2 separate regions of the Homo sapiens genome follow, and region 2 is linked to region 1. A link is an interaction called in ENCODE POLR2A ChIA-PET data of the cell type or tissue named here. Cell type or tissue: PC-9. All regions are shown on one strand. Each heading gives the region's core, and the rest is flanking DNA. Links, peaks and the distances in the headings are about the cores only. Region 1 overlaps LOC105374040 (a long non-coding RNA gene). Region 2 overlaps PHLDB2 (pleckstrin homology like domain family B member 2).

The links. ChIA-PET counts read pairs that join two places held together with the same protein. Peaks named below come from ENCODE experiments on the same cell type or tissue, not always from the same donor. Only the 100,000 strongest peaks of a DNase experiment are listed, where the experiment ranks them.
Region 2: POLR2A ChIA-PET joins it to region 1 with 6 read pairs; 3 of 35 experiments call an interaction of 5 or more read pairs at or near these places.

What each region holds. Positions count from the first base shown.
Region 1 is chr3:111,840,523-111,845,913 of GRCh38, reverse strand. All of the region lies in intron 1 of LOC105374040 (a long non-coding RNA gene), which reads left to right. It also overlaps a transcript of PHLDB2 not described here. Among named protein-coding and RNA genes, the nearest start is that of PHLDB2, 16 kb to the left of the region's middle. In PC-9, for the core only: no CTCF peak of the experiment used is centred there; no DNase peak of the experiment used is centred there; H3K27ac peaks cover 252 bases.
Region 2 is chr3:111,941,399-111,946,789 of GRCh38, reverse strand. It overlaps PHLDB2 (pleckstrin homology like domain family B member 2), which reads right to left. Exons shown (of 18, transcript NM_001134438.2): 9 at 1,433-1,522. Among named protein-coding and RNA genes, the nearest start is that of ABHD10, 35 kb to the left of the region's middle. In PC-9, for the core only: no CTCF peak of the experiment used is centred there; a DNase peak (open chromatin) is centred at 2,289; H3K27ac peaks cover 1,906 bases.

The DNA of each region.
Region 1 (5,391 bases), core at 218-5,217:
TCCATCTTCCTTGGGCACCTCTCTCTTGGTATCCTCCTCCTCCATCAGGATCTTCTGCTGAATCTCAAAGGATAAACTGGGATCAGTGCCAGCCTGCACACAGCAAGAAAAGAGAGGTACCATGATTGGAAAGCTGAATTGACCTCTGAAAACTCAAGGTCAACAGAACTTCATCTGTTGAACTCAGATGTTTAACATCCGGGGAAACTAACTACTGCTGAAGTTGAAAAACAGACGTCCTGGATCACTCTGTTATTCCACTGCTATCTTCCCTGTAAAACAACAGAACTTCGCCACCACCAGCACCACTGACAACAAAAGCACACTTTTATCTAGAATAGACAAATCTGGCAAACAAGTAATGGACAATGCTTAAACCAAAAGAGGAACCAGTTTCTTAGCATAGTTATTTCTTCTTGGGCATGTTGCTGCTTATTTTCTATTTTTCATCCCCTGCTTTTTATTTACCAGCCACCCTGTTAGGTACTTTGTCTTTACTATTTCTTCTACTTTTTACAAATCCCATAGTTTTTTTTTTTTTTTTTTTTTTTTTTTTTTTGAGACAGAGTCTTGCTCTGTCACCCAGGCTGGAGTGCAGTGGCGTGATCTTGGCTCACTGCAACCTCCACCTCCCGGATTCAAGCAATTCTCCTGCGTCAGCCTCCTGAGTAGGTGGGATTACAGGCATGTGCCACCAGGCCTGGCTAATTTTTTTGTATTTTTAGTAGAGACGGGGTTTCACCATATTGGCCAGGCTGGTCTCGAACTCCTGACCTTGTAATCCACCCACCTCGACCTTCCAAAGTGCTGGGATTACAGGCATGAGCCACTGCTCCCGGCACAAATTCTATATTATAGGGAAAGAAACCAGTGTCCTTGTTCTCAAGAGCTTCCCAAAGAGTTCCTGACTTTAAGTCCGGATTCCTGCAGCTGACATATCTGATATTCTCTGTAGACACAGGGGAGCCCCAGGAGATAACCTGGTCCCACTATCATGTAAGTAAGGCCTCCCATTTGTTGTACACCTAGTATGCCAAATATTGTCCCACTTGATTCTCACAATGTCTCTAAGACTAAGTGCTGTCATTTTTTTCTTTAACAAATGAGGAGCCAGAGACTGAAGAGGAATAATTAGAGAGTTATCAAAAGTCACATAACCAGTGATGTACATTACCTAATAAGGGGACAATCACCATCTCCTATTCAAATGCTAAAACATACCAGGTTTTGTTTATATTGCTCTTGGTATATTAAGGAGAATGAACCTTAATGGTGGCAGAATTGGAGGTAGAAAAATAAGTTAGAGGTCTATACAATAATTCAGGGGAGAGATGCTAAGAAACTAAACTAAAGGCATTTGTGTACAATAGTGAGATGCAGACTGTATGATATACCTGAGAGGTACAACGCATCAAGCCAACATGATTTATTGATTCTAGAAGGTGTGTACAGGGGAGAGAGAGTTTGATTTGGGTAAGTGACGGATGATGGTGCCATTATCTACGAACAGAAATATTGAAAGTAGAACAGATGTGGGGTGAGGAGGGGAATTTAATTCTGGACATGTTGAATTGAAATATATCTGTAGGGCATCCAAGTGAAGTGCAGGGTAGAGAACAAGATTAGAGATGTATATTTGGAGGATGCAGATCAAGACAAGTTTGTTTTTGTTTTTTTTCAAAATGGGAGGGAGCAAGGCAAACTGTCTCATAGGCTGAGAGAGATGTTAAAGATCTAGGAAACAGAGAGATTAAGTGACAGAGGAATGTCCTGGGAGAATAGAGAGAGGATGAGGTCAAGAATCCAGCTGGAGTGTTGGTCTTGACTAGAATAAGCTCTTTTTATCTCAAGAGCATGGGTAGTGAAAGCAGGTAAGGGTAGATGCCAATGTAGGTCAACAGCTATGTGATGGGAAGGTTACAATTAGAGGATTTTTACATTACTGAGTTTTTTACGTACTGAGTTTACATACATTGTTTTTGTCTATGAAGAACAAGGCCAAGTCTTCCATTGAAAGTGTACTATTTAGGAGATAACTGTTGAAATATAAACTTCCATAAGTTATACTTAAAAGAAGCTTTAAAAACTTTTGTGCTATAAGCAATACCATCAAAAAAGTGAAATGAGAGCCCACAGAGCAGGAGAAAATGTTTGTAAATTATATATCTGATAAGGGATTTGTAGCTAGAGTATTTGTAAAACTCTTAAAATTCAAAATACTTGGCAAAGCATGGTGGCTCACTGCTGTAATCCCAACACTTTGGGAGGCTGAGGCAGGAGGATCACTTGAGCCCAGGATTTCAAGACCAGCCCAGGCAACATAGAGAGATCCTGTCTGTACCAAAGATTTTAAAAAATTAGCCAGGCATGCTGCCATGTGCCTGTGTTCCCAGCTACTTGGAGGTTGAGGCAGGAGGATGGCTTGAGCCCTGGAGTTAAGAGCTGCAGTGAGCTCTGATCATGCTACTGTGCTCCAGCCTGGGCAACAGAGCAAGACGCTGTCTAATAAAAAAATCAAAATACTCAAAGGATTTGAGTAGACATTGCTCCGAAGGAGATATACTGAACATCTTTAGCCATTTGGGAAAGGCACATCAATACCACAATATGATACCATTTCATACCCACTGGGATGGCTATAATAAAAAAGACAGATTGTAACAAGTATTGGAGAGAATGGAGAAATTGGAGCACTCATAGGGTGTTTGTGGAAATACAAAATGCCTCTTTGGATCACAATCTGCCAGTTTCTCTAAAGGTTAACAGGGCTGCCATAAAATCCAGAAATTCCACTCCTACGTATATACCCCAAAGAAATGAAAACATATGTTCTCACAAAAACTCATATGTAAATGTTCATGGTGTCGTTATTTGTAATAGCAAAAAATGGAAACAACTCAGATGTATTTCAAAAGGTGAATGGATAAAGCGTGATTTATCTATACAATGGAATATTATTCAGCAATACAAAGGAATAAAGTACTGACAATGCTTCAACATGGATGAACTTTGAAAACATGCTAAATGAAAGAAGGTAGTCACAAAAGATCACATATTACATGATTACATTTATATGAACTGTTCAGAATAGTTAAATCTATAGAGACAGAAAATAGATTTGTGGTTGCCTGGAAGTGGATGTAGGGAAGAGATGAAAGAGGAATAGAGAGTGCTGCTAATGGGTGTGGATTTTCTTTTGAGAGGAAAATATTCTAAAGTTAGCTTCTGGATGACTCTTTGAATATATTAAAAACCATTGAATTGTAAACTTTAAGTAGGTGAATTATATGGTCTGTGAGTTATATCTCAATAAAAGCTGTTTTTTAAAAAAAGAAGCTTCACAGAAGATTTTTAGGGCAGTGAAAATACTCCGTAAGATACTGTAATAGTGGATACAGGTTATTATATATTTGTCTAAACCCATAGAATGTACAATACCAAGAGTGAACCCTAATGTAAACTATGGATTTTGTGTGATGGCAATGCATCAATATATAGGTTCACCAGTTCACCAGTTGTAACACACATACCACCCTGGCGGGGATGTTAATAAGGGGAAAGGCCATGTTTGTGTGAGGATGGGGATATATGAGAAATCTCTGTACCTTCATCTCAATTTTGCTGTGAACCAAAAAATAGTCTTTAAAGAAAAAAAAGCAGAAGCTTAAAGTCTAAGGAAAAGATTGTTGATGGAGGCAAGAAGTGAACACTGCTAAAGACCAGATAATAATAATGGCCATTATATTTGAGCAGTTATAAGCCAGGTACTGTGCTAAGTGTTTTACCTACATTATCTCCTTTATAACTTCACTATAACCCTATAAGGTACTTTTCCCTAAATTTACAGAAATGCAATTAAAGCTGAGAAAAATAAAGAACTTGTCCAAAGTCAATAGTAAGAAAGATAGGAAGACAAAATGCAGACCTAGATCTGTGTGAGTCTGTTCCTTAATACATGTACTGTGCTGTCTCCCACAAGCTTTGCTTTGCTTTCTAACTCTGACTTTCTAGGTTCCGCACAAATGCCAACATCTTCAGGCCAATTTCTTTTTCCAGGGCATTCCTACAGTGCTCTAGGTCTATCAGTCTTAGAGTGGTAGACAGCATTTCTACCTCTACAGTCTAATGAAGAGTTGCAGAATCAACACATTCATAATAAAAATGTTGTGGAATAAATGTATTGATAAATGTTCACTCTCCTTAACTCCTCCACACGCAGGAGTCTTAGAAGCCCAGCTGACACCCTGTACAGAGTGATTTCCTGATGTTCAGAGCACTTACAGCCAGAGTAACTGAGAGCCCAACCCAGAGAAAACGCATCTCTTTATTCTATTTGAAGAGGTTATGAGTGAGAAGAAAAGAACAAAAGTTGATCTCAACTGTTAGATAGAGAGACAATGCCCATACTCATTCACCTGTCAAGGTGGTTCTGGAGTTCTACAATCTTGATGCAACCTTCCACCTTTCCTCACATAATAACTGCAGATATACCTAAATTAGTTCCTGGTATGTAGGAGGGGTTCAAGAAGTTTCCTCTTCCTTTTTCATTCCTTTACAGTTCCCCCCTCCTCCTACTCCTACTCAATAACCATGAAAAGCTCACTGTTTAAATTCAAACCCCTTCTCTACTAAAAATACAGCTAAAAATTAGCTGGGTGTGATGGCGGGTGCCTGTAGTCCCAGCTACTCAGGAGGCTGAGGGATGAGAATCGCTTTAACCTGGGAGGCAGAGGTTGCAGTGAGCCAAGATCACGCCATTGCACTCCAGCCTGGGCGACAGAGTGAGACTCCGTCTCAAAAATAAATACACAAAATTAATTAATTAAATAAAATTATAAATTCAAACTTCTAGTCTGGAATGGAGTAACTATAAAAGAAGAGAAAAAATACAAACCTAGCTCCCTAGATTAGCTGCCTAAACTCCTCTGTGGCCTGGTAATCATGACAAAATGGTATTGGGGACTATCTGCCTGCTGATGAAACTATGACATCTGTCCACATATGTCTTTATGCATTATTATAATGTGAGAGGCAGTAGAAGAAAAGTAGTTCTTTTTAATAAAATAGGGTATACCAGTGTTTACGTGAGCTTACATTGTGTCAGGCATTGTACTGAAGTCTGTATAGACATCTTGTCATTTTATTCTCACACAATCTTTTGAGTAGGTTCGTCTAATTGATAGGCAAGAAAATTGAGGGCAGAAGAGGAGGAATAACTTCTCTAAGGTCACCTAGTCAGTAAGAGAGGAGTCAGCAACCTCCCCTTAATTTATGTGGCCCTAAGACAGGTCTATTTCTGTGTTAGATTGTCTCTTTATCTTTTCTGTTATCATCAAGCTCCCTTTCATGGAAACTGTTCTCCTAAAAGTGGTATGGAGGAAAATGACTCTA
Region 2 (5,391 bases), core at 233-5,232, 100 kb before region 1:
TCTTTAACAAATGGATAGCAAATGTCACCTCCCTGCTTAAAACCACTTAAAGGCCTCCCATTACACATGCAGTAGACCATATTTCTTTAACAGACTCACAAGACCTGCACCCTTACCCACCTTGCTAACATTGTCTTAGGCCATGACATTCCATTCACAACCACGCTTTGTTCATTGAACCTGACAGTTCCACGTTCCGAATAATGAAAAGAAACTATGAAACTGAATGATCTAATAAAGCTTTGGAAGAAATATTTCACAAAATGCTTCTGAGGTACACATATAGTCACACTTAATATTGTGATGAGCATTTTGTTTCATATACTTACACACACAAAAATATTTTCTATGTAAGAGTCCAAACTCCACTGTCTAAAGGGTTTTTTTTGATTGTGCAAACACGTAAGTAGAAGCAAGCTTTTCTTTTAGCTTTTTAGAAAAACAATAAGTATAAGGAATATAAATATAGGCTGGGCACAGTGGCTCACGCCTGTAATCCCAGCACTTTGGGAGGCCAAGGCAGGCAGATCACCTGAGATCAGGAGTTTGAGACTGGCCTGACCAATATGGCGAAACCCCGTCTCTACTAAAAATACAAAAATCAGCTGGGTGTGGTGGCGGGTACCTGTAGTCCCAGCTACTCAGGAGGCTGAGACAGGAGAATTGCTTGAACCCAGGAAGCGGAGGTTGCAGTGAGCTGAGATCATGCCAGCCTGGGCAACACAGTAAGACTCTGTCTCAAAAAATATATATATATATAAACTATTTTTTTTCTCAGTTATAATTTTCCAAATTAGAGTTAAAATATTCTCCCAGTGTGGCAGTGTAGTTCCTTAAGATATCTGGTGGGCAAAGTGGTGATGGGGACTGGGGAAAGGTGGATATTGGAGATAAAGAGTATGTACAGTTTACTGTAAATAGGACTTTCCAGTTTAGAGGGGAAAATGGCAGAAACAACAGTTGCGGGGGTGGGGAAATAGGGAAAAGAAAGAAACCAGACCACCTTCTAAAATGTTTGCAGGCATTTTCATGTTCTGTAAGACTCAGGAGAAGGAGAAGCAAAATAAGAGAGGGGAGGGAGAAAGGAGACTCAGGAAGGAAAAAGGAGAATTTAAGACTCATCTTGGTCTGGATCTTCAAGTTTTTGAAACCCCAGATTAACCCACAATGTCACCACCCAGCAAAGTAGACACACACACACAAACACACACATACACATACACACACACAATGTGCATCTGCATTAGACACAAGGATAATCTCTGAAATCCTCAAAGCATACATAATGAAAGGCAGGGAAACCATCCAAGCATTGAGTGCTTTCACAGGTCCTTTGAGTTAATATTTTTATTATTCAGCTAATCAAATAAAGCTGAAATACATCTCCTGATTTCTAAGGCAACATAAAGCGACATGTAAAATCATAGCTTACCTCTTTTAAAGTATTGGGGTTAACGGGAAACCCTTTCCCCCCAGAGAGGCTGGAGTATTTCTTTTCCAAATTACAAAGATTCTCCTTTTCCTGAAGGAATACAAAACCTATTAAACTTAAAAGTCAACCTTCGATGCAACTGAGAAGCATGGTGACTTTGCATTAGAGACTAACATCAGATTCTCACATATTTCCCCCATTTCTATTTCCTCTCATCATACTCAGTCAAAATTTCAAATCTGTATACTAGAGGTCATCTTCTGCTAGCTGATATGCTGCATGAGTTGTTTCCAAACATACTTAGCAATATAACCTTTAATTCCTAATAAATTTTATAGAGTCATTTAAAAATGTGTTTAAAATAAAATTTTAAAAACATTATTTTCAGCCAGGTGTGATGGCTCACGCCTGTAATCCCCAGCACTTTGGGAGGCTGAGGCGGGCAGATCATGAGGTCGAGATTGAGACCATCCTGGCTAACATGGTGAAACCTTGTCTCTACTAAAAATACAAAAAAATTAGCCAGGCGTGGTGGCAGGCACCTGTAGTCCCAGCTACTCAGGAGGCTGAGGCAGGAGAATGGCATGAGGCGGAGGTTGCAGTGAGCCGAGATCGCGCCACTGCACTGCAGCCTGGGAGACAGAGCAAGATTCTGTCTAAGAAAAAACAAAACAAACAAAAAAAAAACCAACAAAAATTATTTTCTAATGTCTTTTTCTTTTAATCCTTCCAAATAACACATAATTGTTGATGATGTAATATCACATGATGTTGTTGATGACATAATATCTGATGATGTAATATCACAACCCAGTGATATATTTTCTTTTGGGAACTTTATGGTGTTAGCTTTTACATTTGTCTATGATTCATCTTGAATTAATTTGGTATTAAGCAACATTTATGGGTCACTTTTTTATTGTGCTATAATTTGTATATGTGTCCTTGCCATGGCTGGGGCTAAAATATTTTTAATTAAAAAAAAAAGTGCATTCAGTGAAATGCATAGATCTTAAGTATATAAATTTATGAGTTTGAACAAATGGAATAATATCCTAGACAAGATAAAGAGCATTTCTGTCACCCCAATCATTTCCTCATGCCCCTACCTGTCAACTTCCACCCTTATGAGCAAGCATTGTTCTGATTTCCACGGCCTTAACACTAGTTTTGCCTGTGTTATAAAGTGTTTGCCTACTTATAAAATGTAACCACTTTATATAAATGGAATCATACAATATGCATTCTTTTGTGTCAGCCCTCTTTCACTCCATGTTACAGGCATCAGTAGTTCACTGTTTTTTATTGTTGAGGAGTCCTGTATTATATAAATATACCTAACAATTTGCTTATCCATGCTCCTATTGATGGATATTTAGGTTTTCTAGTTTTGTTTTGTTTTGTTTACTATTATGGAAAAAACTACTTTAAACAGTCTTGAAGAAGTTTTATATGAAGACATGTTTTCATTTATATTGTGTAAATATCTAGAAGTGGAGTTGCTGGGTCATAGATGGATGTTAAAATAAACTTCTATAAAGTTCTGTGAAAGGACTGTATATTTTACACTCAAGTCAGCAATGTATGAAAGTTCTAGTTGCTTCATATTCTTGTCAACATTTGAGATTTTCACTTCTTTAGTCATTTTAGTTTATGAGATGGAATTAAATTGTTGTTCTAATTCATATTGCCTTGATGACTAATGATGAGTATTTTCCCATGTAACTTTTCGGTTCTTCATATACGTTCTTTGGTAAAATCTTTATTCAAGACTTTTGCCTGTTTTTTAAAAAAATTTATTGATGTATTGCTATTATTATTGATGTGTACAGGTTCTTAATATGTTGTGGATACAAGTCTTTTGTCATTTCTTTTAAAAATTTTTGCTTACTCAAGGCTATAAAAGTAAACTTTCACTCTTATATTTTGTTCTGGAAGCTTTATCATTTTAATTTTTATATTGAGGTCTCTGATATATCTTGAATGAATTTACATATATCATATGACAATATTGAGGTTTACTTTTTTTTCCATGTTGACTCAGTTGATCCAGCATCATTTCTTTGAAAGAATTGTTTTGGTGCCTTTGTCAAAAATCAAAAGACAGTATATATGTATGGGTCCATTTTTGGACTTATAGTTCAGTTTCATTGATCTATTTAATATACATGTATTTGTATGGCAGTACCACCCTGCCTTAAATGGCTCCAGAGTAAACCTTGAAATAAGAGTACAAATCCTCCAACTTTGTTCTCGTTCAAAGTTGTTTTGGCTGTTCTAGGCTCTTTGCATTTTCATATGCAGTTGATTATTGGTGGTAACTATGTTATATAATTTTGCCACGAACACTGAAATTAGTGAATACTGAACCACTGCCCCTAAAACAATACAGGGTTGGGTTCCTGCAAGCCTCTAGTCACAATATTTTCATCAACTGATCAATACTGAACTTTGTTTCATGTGTGTTTCCGTTTGAAGACACTTACTTAATATTACATATTATATACCATTATATATTAATATTAACATATTATACTATATATTATTATTTGTATATTAAGATATATATTGCTGATTCATTAACCTTGAACTGACAGTCAGCAACACTATAACAGCGTGAATGAAGTTCATCTAAGACACGTATTTTCTCCATAAGGCCCTTCACAGCCTTCTTGCATTTAGAAGCACTTCACTGCACTTAGTCACTATGCTTGGGAGGCATTTTATGCAGCAAATCACCAACAAAAAACAAAAACGTAAAAACATGGCATTAAATAATCCACAAAAATAACACTCATTTACAGTATGAGAGAGAAAACAAGAAGGCGGGATGCTCCCTTGTTCAACCTCAGCTGGGAATGTGCATATTGGCCAACTCAAAATTTTCACCACTCCAGGTATTTCTGTGAATGACTGCAAAAGTGCCACAAGTATCAATTTAGAGGTTACAAATACATTTTAGCAAGTAGACATAATCACAAACATAGAATCCCTGAATAATGAAGATCAACTGTAAATTTTAGCATCAACTTGTCAATTTCTAGAAAAAAGTCTGTTGGGATTTTGATTGGGATTAAAATGTATCTATAGATCAGTTTAGAAAAATAAAAATCTTAATACTTATAGACCACAATTTTTACAATCTAATTGTATCTTATATATTTTAATAGGAAAATATTATATCTGTGATTGTGCTTACCCATTTTATAAAATCTATCACTGGGAGTTTTTCTCTATTTTGGCTAAAATTTTAAATATTAAATACTACATATTACACTATCTAAGTTAACCTGTGACTTTGAATATTGTGTTCCAAAGGTAAAATAGTAGTGAGGATGCTAATGGAAACAGATTTCATCCCCAGAGCAAGGGATAGAGAGGGAAAATACAACTCCATTCAGAGACTTCGAGGTGGGAAAAAGAGGAAGATGGAAGTTGTCAGAAATATGTGCGGGCTGCTGGGGCACCCCAAATGGGCTTATAATTCTATGTGAAGGATCTATTTCCTCTCTCTTCTCCTTTTGTTTTGTTTTGTTTTGTTTTGTTTTTTTGAGACAGGGTCTCACTCTGTTGCTCAGGCTGGAGTGCAGTGGCATGATCTTGGCTTACTGAAACCTCTGCCTCCCAGATTCAAGTGATTCTCCTGCCTCAGCCTTCTGAGTAGCTGGGATCAAGGTGTGTGCTACCATGCCCAGCTAATTTTTTGTATTTTTGGTAGACATAGAGTTTTTCCATGTTGGCCAGACTGGTCTTGAACTCCTGGCCTCAAGTGATCTGCCTGCTTCAACCTCCCAAAATGCTGGGATTGTAGGCATGAGCCATGGTGTCAGGCCTTCCCCTTTCCTCTTAACCTAAAATAGCTAAGAAGGGAATGAATACTCATTTATTTTAGGTGGGACTATGGTACAGCTTCATCCTTTAATACTTCCTTCTGGATTTGGTCTTTCTCTGCATGCCAT